Regions from separate parts of the Homo sapiens genome. Here region 2 is linked to region 1. A link is an interaction called in ENCODE POLR2A ChIA-PET data of the cell type or tissue named here. Cell type or tissue: HCT116. All regions are shown on one strand. Links, peaks and the distances in the headings refer to the core of each region. The heading gives the core; the rest is flanking DNA. Region 1 has its middle 14 kb from the start of TMEM100. Region 2 has its middle 65 kb from the start of SMIM36.

Region 1 (4,399 bases), core at 299-4,298:
GAGGAGTTGAGAAAGCCCTCTGTGTTGTTTTAACATGGAGTGGATCATCCACTGTTGAGCAGCCGTGGATCTGACACCCATTACTCACAAGTTCTCAAGCGTTTTCAATGGGAAGTGTAGGCCATGTCCAAAAAAAATAGAATGACACTTTTGCTCCATCTCAGCCTCCTATCGAGAAAAGCAAACACAGAGGATTTTCCATTTCAAGTTCAAATACAGAATGGATTGCTTCTTGTTTTGCTTGACTAGAGTAGTTGATGAGGGTTCAGAGACTGGCAGCCTGCCAGTCATAAATCAGTTGTGATCACATTGTGGTATGAACTCAGAAAAACAAGTAGACAAGAGTAAAGGGGTAGAGCCAGAAAAATTGTAAGTATAGAGAAGATGTGACTGTGATTATGAGTATTTCAAGTGCCCAGCACGTGGATAGAGCATATTGCCTTTCTCTACCGAGTGGCTAATTCAGAGACAAAACAGGTATTTGGAGACAGAGTTTGTGTTGCTACACTTCTCCACAACTAGGCCCTATAATAAAAGTGCTTGCATCAGAGGAAGGCTGACTACACATTTTAGCACTTTCACAGCTCTAACTTAATCATGGCAGGAAGCTTTTCTGCTACTAGGAGAACAAGTTGCGTCACTAGGAACATCTGACTCCAGGATCTAGTGTCAATCACTTTCCCTAAGGTCATTAAAAAATATGAGGGTGTCCCCTTACAGCATAAAGGCTTTGCCCAAGTGACAATTAAGAGGAAACCCACAGCATGATAAATAATTGAACAGGTGGATTAAAGAAATGCCTTTCCTGTGTAAAATAAGAGGGATGATTGACAGTTGTAAATCCAGGCTCTTTGGTGCATCTTCTTCCACAGTTCAAGGTTCTAACCATTTGAACTGCTCTTTTTCCTTATTTTGCCTTTCTTGGCTGTTCAAGGAATACTCTTTGGCCTCATAGAGTCAGACAAACATTAGAGAAAGGCAAAACCTCAGAGGTTTCCAAGAGCAGCTTTCAAGGGATGCGTGCCAACGAGTGGTGTTGCAAAGAGCTGCCCACTGAATGGAATAATATTTTGGACTTGGTTTGTACAGAACAAGCTCTGCTGTGGATCAAATGGCAAGTCTGTCTGCTCATCTGATTTAATAAATGCCCTGTTTGACTTGCTGGTGCCAAAACACCTGCGAGGTACAACGTGTGTGTCACCTTTTTCCCTAGGGTCTTATGTTTGGTTTAGGAGCTTGTTCTCCTCCCAGACCAACAGTATGGTACACGTCTCCAAAATGAGGACAAAGGGTGGCAATTTACTATGTCATTCATAGCAGTCCAAAGAGCTTTGCTATTGAAGTCCTGGGAAATATTTAACACCAGAGAGTTCTTGTACCCCCGAATTGCTAATCGCTCTCCAATAGATGCTTTTCCAACAGAGGAAAAAAGAGAGAGAGAGAAGGAAAGAGAAAAGAGAAAAGGAACAAACACTGTGACTTTCGGAAACAAGCCACCATCCTAGTTTCTATTTGCAGCCCAGCGGCGGTATTTGAAGTTCCCAGTGAAAATAAAACCCTCGAGCTTGGAGCTCCTGCTACCATGGAATATTTTTAAATGGTTACGAAAGGAGTCTGAGCATTCAGTCTGGCAATATCCAAAGTTCTTGGGCCATTCTGTGGACAGTAATTGAGATTCACCAAGCAGGTAGAGCCCTGTTTCACCAAGTTAGGTAAAGAAAGGCAAGGATAGAAGTTGAGAAAATGAAGAAGGCAGAAGGGGCAGAGAACTCAACTAAGTGATTCCCATATTCCAAAACAGAAAAATTAACCACACTGCAATTTTGGTGACAGAATTTGAAAACAAAACCAATTTTTTTAAAGAAAAGAACTTATTAAGAAAAAGTTAAGAACCTATACTAAAGCAAGAGAGAATAGTGTAATGAACCCCAAGGAACTATCTTTGGTTTCAACAATTCTCAACTCCCACCTACCACCAGATTATTTTGTAGCATATCCCAGACAACATGCAACAGATGATTTACAATCAAACTTTTATAAGGCTTATGATTGGCTGTAGTTTAATTAGTGAAGTTAGATATTGTCTACAGGAGACCAATTAGGTATTTTTTAAGTATTTTTACTTTTTAAACAGTACTTTTTTAAAAAAATGTTTAAACAAATTTCCCCTGAATTTTCATAAACAAATTTCCCCTAAATTTTCATCGGGTTCATATCAGTTTTGTTAACCTCTTTTTGGTGGTACTCTGATGACTGGACAATGGGTTATACAAGAATAAACAGCAGATCTGTAGTCTTGCAGGAGGTGGAGCTTTGGAGAAGCAAGGGTGGAGTGGAGATGTGTAACTGAGATGAGTGCTGACCCCAGGAAAGGGTGCAAAATGCAGCGTGAGATTACAGGGGGTACCGAGGAGCACGGAGATCAGAGAGCCTCTGCCGGTTACTACGGTCACTGCGTGGTCTACAGCCAAGGTTTCTCTTTGATCTTCATCCTTCAGACCATATTATTAATCTCCCCAGAGAGCTGCTCTTTCCCTCCTCACACACTCAATCCAATCCGGAATCACAAAAGGGCAAGGAAGGTTGGGAGTGAGCATCCAAATACATTCACTTTCTAGGCAGCTCTGCAGCTCTGTCTCATCTATGTAATGGGGAGAAGTGAAAGCAAAACATTGAAAACACAGTGGCCATTTATTTCCAATTTTTTAATAAATGCAAATACAGATTTAGCAAAGATATAAATTATCATGTTTAAAGAGTTTTTTTGTTTTAATTCCATAAAGATGAATCACAGGGTTACTCATTTGCAGCACCTAACTTCCCCAGTGCATTCAATTATATTCTCATAAATGCAAACTAAGTTATACGTGTTTCAGTATTGCATACATTCAACCCAATAGGTATTTTTAAGCTCATAGTATATGCAAAGCACTGTTGTAAACCCTGGGGGAAATAAAAAGTTGAGTAATAAATGGTCACTGGTCAAAGCTAGACCATATGAATAAGAAAAGCAAAAAAAATAAAAAATAAAAATAAATGGTCACTGGGCTCAGGGAGTTTGCAACATAACAGACATCGTAAGGCAAATACAAACACGGCCATAATGCAACAACAACAACTAAATCCAAGAAAAGGAAACAAACTGAGTGACAAAAAAATGTTATCAGCAGAATGTGATGAAGATGCAAAGTGGAGAAATGTTTCTTATAGATGAGAGTGGAGGAATGAAAGACTTCTTGGAAGAAATAGCATCTGACATGGGCCTTGAAGCTGGGGCAGAATTTCAGTTGGTAAAATTGGGATTAAGAGAAAGAAAATTTCTTCAAGAAGAAGAAAAGGCTAAAGAAAAAGGAAGTATATAAGAACAGGTAGAACAGGTTCAGGGAAACACATGCAGTTCCTGTTAGAGAAAGAGTAGGTTATCTTTAGGGCAGAGGAGGAGAATAGGACTTAGAAGACAAGTTGATTGCATCAAGGCAAATAAAATAACCTCTGATGGGGTTAAATGCACAAAATCTGGAGCAAGATTATCAAGATCCTGGCTCTGACTCTGAGCTGAGTGACCCTGGAGGAGTCACTGAGACCTTAAACCTCAAGGTCTTTGTCTATAAAATCAGGATGTGAACAGTGCCCATCTCTGGCTGTTGTTATTTCATTACCTTATCAATGGGGCATAATGAGGTTTCCCCGCATTATGCAGGAGAGGTAAGGCCATTGCAGCTCACGGTGTGTTACAGTGGGGTGGGATGCAGCCACTGCAACTACCTACCCTGAGCTGAGCTGATCCCAGATGGGTCTGAAGCCCAGAATCCCTCATGATAAGGAGATTCCTCTGGAAGACCGTCTGCTGGCAGCACGGCAGAGCTGAGCTTAGAAAGCATGTTTGCAATTCCAGAGAGGCTCAGCCAGCAGCAGCATTTTGTGTTACTTTGCTGGAAGGGCCACCTGCAGTTAACGGCTGGAGAGGGACCCAAGTTCTGAGGAGCTATGACAAAAGTTTCCAGTTTTTATTTTGTTTACGTTATAACACGGTCAGCTCTGTCTTCATTACACACCTCAGCCCCTGAGCTGAGCACGATTTCCAGTTGAAAAGGTCTCCAATGTGGAAAGAAAAAAGGGTGGGGAGTGAGTACCTTGTGATGTGACCTGACAGCATTGGGAGAGATGGGTCACCTCTCGGCTCCCTCCCCTTCCCAAGGTTTTAAATCCTTTCCTACCGGAAGGGGTGGAGTAAGAGCTGATGCCAATTTATTGGGTCACAACTGGGTGTCTCTCCCTTCCTGAAAGACCTGGCAACATCTCTCCTGCCATTGTGATTATGAAGAAAGCATTCACGAGGATAATTATCTAATCAGGGAATTAGCCTTGGTTCATGTGGCAAGCATTAAAGGACTCTTAA
Region 2 (4,399 bases), core at 111-4,110, 130 kb after region 1:
GAAGTCAGAATATATATTTGGTTTTCCATTTCTGAGTTACTTCACTTAGAATGATAGCCTCTAACTCCATCCAAGTTGCTGCAAAAGACATCATTTTGTTTATTTTTTATGGCTGAGTAGTATTCCATGGTGTATATATAACACATTTTCATTATCCACTTATCAATTGATGGTCCATTATCTTTGCAATTGTGAATTGTGCTGCCATAAACATATACATGCAGGTGTCTTTTCAATATCACTACTTCTTTTCCTTTGGGTAGATACCCAGTAGTAGGACTGCTGGATTGAATGGTAGATTTACTTTTAGTTCTTTGAGAAATAGCCATAATGCTTTTCATAGAGGGCTGTGCTAATGATGGCGCCTGCAGCCCATCTGGGGCAGCCGCTGCCATTACGCTGGCTGCAACAGCGAAGCTCAGCCAGGGCTGCACACTCCGTGGAGCTGGCAACAAGTGGGAATCACAACACTTCCGAGCTGATGGGGAGGGAATTCCCCAGGTGCAGCCACAACAGCCCAAGTCATGGCTGCAGACTCGGGCCTCCCACTCCACAGAGCAGGAAGGAGCCCCACCCCCTCGGGCACAGCTGCAGCCACCAAACCCAGACTGCACAGTCGGGCATCTCTGCACTGTCGGGGCATGGGAAGGCCTCCCCTGAGAGGAGGAGAATCTCTTGAACCCGGAGGCGGAGGTTGCTGTGGGTCAAGATCGCGCCACTGCGCTCCTGCCTGGGCAACAAAGGCGAAACTCCGTCTCAAAAAAAAAAAAAAAATTTTTGAAGTAGGGACTATTATTATTCCTATTTTACAGATAATGAAACTGAAGTCTTCAAGGAGATTATATAATTTGCCTATGTTTACACAGCTACCACGTAGAAAATGTGGGATGCTACGCAGTCTAACAGCTTTCATTTTCAACCGCATGTGATACTGATTCCTGCTGTGAAAGAAAGAATGGTAATTTCTTGGAGTTACAGTTCAGGGAACTATAACAGTGGGCCCTGACACAGTATGGTGCGGGGAGAGGGTCCAAGAAGGCTTTTCCTGAGGAAATGAGGTTTCAGCAGAGAAATGAAGGGGAAAAAAGGAGTTAACTAGGCATGTGGAAGTTGGAGGAGCTTTGTATGTAGAGGAAACCGCATGCAGGGCGGGCCTGGGTTGGAAAGCAGCATTATGCTCTTGAAGAAGTGAAAGTTCATTCCACGGGCTGTTGTTCACTTCATGGTGGCGAGGCTGGAAGTGATGATGACTGTGTGTGCCATGGGGAGAGAAATGAACTGATGTGGGTCAGTGCATTTCTGCTCTGACTACCCGGGGGCCCATCACTACAGCAGTGGCCTTATTTTTCCTATTAAGTCTCTTTCAGTTTGAGTTCAAGATCACTAGCATATTATCCTTTTCTCAGCCCTGTGTCTGCCTTCTCATTAGTATTTGGATGAAGATGAAACTCCTTAAAATCCCTCCGAGTGCTGCGTGGGCTGGAGGCTTCTGCTCTCCGCTGTCCTTTTCACCCTGCTCCCTCCTACTCTCTGTGCTCCCAGCTTCTCACTACGCTGAATATTTTTTTTCAGTCCTTTATGCTCCTTTTGTCTCCTTTTGTCTGAGTGATTGTCCTTTCCCTCTTTGCTTGTTCATGTATTCAAAAATTATTTTCTAGCACCTGCTATGTGTTAGGCACTGTTGTAGGCACTGGAGTTACAACTAAAATTCAAGACATGTATGGAGGGGTTGGGTTGGGAAGGGCAGACAGAGAAAAAAGAGGAAGTAAACAAGAAGAAATAGCAGCTCATGATGACATCATGCAGAGAATTAAAGTCAAAAGATCTGATGGAGAGAAACTAGGTGTAGGTTGGATTGGGTGGTTAGGGAAGACCTTTCTAAAGATGTAATATTTAAGCTTGAGATCTGGATAACGAAAGGAGACAGACAGACAAAAGTAACAAGGAAAAATATGTCAGAAAGAGAGAACTACAAGCTCAAAGGCCATTAGCTGGGAATAAGCATGGAATGTTTGAAGAACTGAAAGAAGGATTGTGTGACCAGAGTGGAGTTAGGGGTGGGGCTCGGGGTGGGAGTGGAAATAGTAACAGTTGAGTCAAAAGTTATGAATGTCGGGTGTCGTAGGGCTGTGTGAGTCAGTGGGAGGAGTTTAGATTTTATTCCAGTTACCACTGGAGGGATTTTAGAAGAGCGACAGGATAGGATTTACCTTTTAGCTGAGATTTACCTTTTGGCTGCTAAGTGGAGAATGAAGTCTTGGTGGAAACACTGAAATAGTTCACGAGAGAGGGGATGTTGATGTCTTGGCCCTGGGTAGTGGTGTGAAAGTGGTGGATTTTGCATACTATAAGGGAGGAGCAGGCAGTGTTAACTGACAAACTGCTTTGGGGTAGGGGGAGTGAGGGAAAGAGGAAAATCGGAAAGAATTCCTAAACCTTTGTTTTGATCAATTGGAGGGACGGTGGTGCCACTTACTAAAACAGAAAGGCTATGAGAAGGGTTGATGTTTGGTGTGAGCAGGACTGAGAATTCTGCTTTGAACATGCCAAGGTGAGATGCCTGTGTGCCATCCAAGTGAACTCTCAGGTCTGAAGTTTTGAGGAGAGAAAGGACTAAATGTGTACGTGTGAGAGAAATCGTCACATACATGGTGCTCAAAGCCATGGAGAGATGTGTGGGTAGGGAAGAAATGAGGGCCCATCTGGTTCACTGCTGCCCAGTGTTCCCCAGTGTTTCCCCCTCTGGTGTCTCCTTCCTCACTGGTGCCTTCCTGATCCCCTGCTTAGAAAAATCCCTGTTGTAAACACTTATAACCATTGTGTACCCTCCTTCACAACTCTCAACACAGTTGAAATCTCCATGTATTTGCGTAATCAGTAATGCAATGATAATGTGACTAGGTGATAGATCCGTGAGCGTAGAGACTCTGCTTTTGTTCATCATGTGAAGAAAGATCACCCAAAACTTAGAAATAAGGAAAGAAGGATGACTGCGTGTTCTGTCCATGTCATAGAGCATTGGGTAATAAGCCTGTCCATGGGTCAACTGGTTTTCATTTGATGTACTTTTTACCTTAATAAAGGGCCAGACTCTGTAAAGTTAAGGTTGAACTTGTAGGAAACTGATAATATGTAAATGATTTTTGTCTAGTAGACAGAATTATTACCCCCAAAGTTATGATTTTACTATACTGTAGAAATTGACTGTTTTTTAATCCAATTTAGAAATCTTATTCCAGCACTTTTTTGGTTAAACTGACTCTCTTCTTCTATCTCTCTCTCCTTTTCTACATGTACATATGTATTCATATATGTATATATAGCATATATTTTTTTTACCCCATATCTTTCTTTGAATCGGCTTGATTATCTTGATGAATCCCTCATGAATGACTCAAATACAACTTTGACATTTGCTCTCTGTGTTTTTCATGAGAATTATGTTTTTAACATTTTGAAAATTGTACACTGACAGGTATTCTCATGGTCTCCCAGCATTTTACACAGTAAAGCCCCTGATGCAGAGTCTATACTCAATACCTATTTCCTAAATGAAAGAATAAACTGGCCTAGGACCTAATGAATATAACTAAGGTTTATGAGGCCAACTCTTATCTCTACTAAGTGTTTGGAAAAATACATGGTAATAAGGCTCTGAGAAAGGGCCCATGCAGGTCACCCATCAAGTACCTCTGCAATGTCTAACTCCTCCAAGAGTGATTATCCTTGTCAAGGCAACAATCTTCAGAGGGCACTGCTTAGCTTAGCAACAGAATCTTCAATATAATTTTTTATAATGCCTATTGCAAACAAGTGACCCAGGTATGGATTTGATCTGGGACTCCTTAAAGACCACAAAATTATTAGTTAAGAATGACTTAATCCACAATATGGGAGAAACAACATTCACTTTACTAAGTTGTTAACCTAAGCATAAATCTATACATATGATATAAAAGAAATATATAGTGTTCCAGTATTAAATTTCATTTCCTCGTTTTTAAGAAATTAGTGAATTCTTATTCAGGTGTAGCTCAGGGCAAAACGTCTGTCTTGGTATGTCCTAGAGTCTCTTTTTTCTCTCCTCTTTCCTTTTCCCTCTCATCTCTCTCACCTTGTTCATGTTTTGAATATTCTCCCCTCTTTCCTTTCCCCTCTCATCTCTCTCACCTTGTTCATGTTTTTAATAGTCCATTGATCCCATTCTTTGTTTTAATTATTGATCCATATATTACTTGTTGTCTTAATATATACGGATCCATATATTACTTATTGTTTTAATATATGGATCCATATATTACTATTGCTTTTTTTTCTTTTTTTGAGAGTGAGTCTCGCTCTGTCGCCCAGGCCGGAGCACGATCTCGGCTCACTGCAACCTCCGCCTCCCGGGTTCAAG

What was found. Peaks named below come from ENCODE experiments on the same cell type or tissue, not always from the same donor. Only the 100,000 strongest peaks of a DNase experiment are listed, where the experiment ranks them.
Region 2: POLR2A ChIA-PET joins it to region 1 with 7 read pairs; 2 of 35 experiments call an interaction of 5 or more read pairs at or near these places.

Annotation. Positions count from the first base shown.
Region 1 is chr17:55,706,822-55,711,220 of GRCh38, reverse strand. No RefSeq gene overlaps it. Among named protein-coding and RNA genes, the nearest start is that of TMEM100, 14 kb to the left of the region's middle. In HCT116, for the core only: no CTCF peak of the experiment used is centred there; no DNase peak of the experiment used is centred there; H3K27me3 peaks cover 3,866 bases.
Region 2 is chr17:55,574,010-55,578,408 of GRCh38, reverse strand. No RefSeq gene overlaps it. Among named protein-coding and RNA genes, the nearest start is that of SMIM36, 65 kb to the right of the region's middle. RefSeq lists enhancers at 1,447-1,516, 1,196-2,395. In HCT116, for the core only: no CTCF peak of the experiment used is centred there; a DNase peak (open chromatin) is centred at 2,128; H3K27me3 peaks cover 1,275 bases.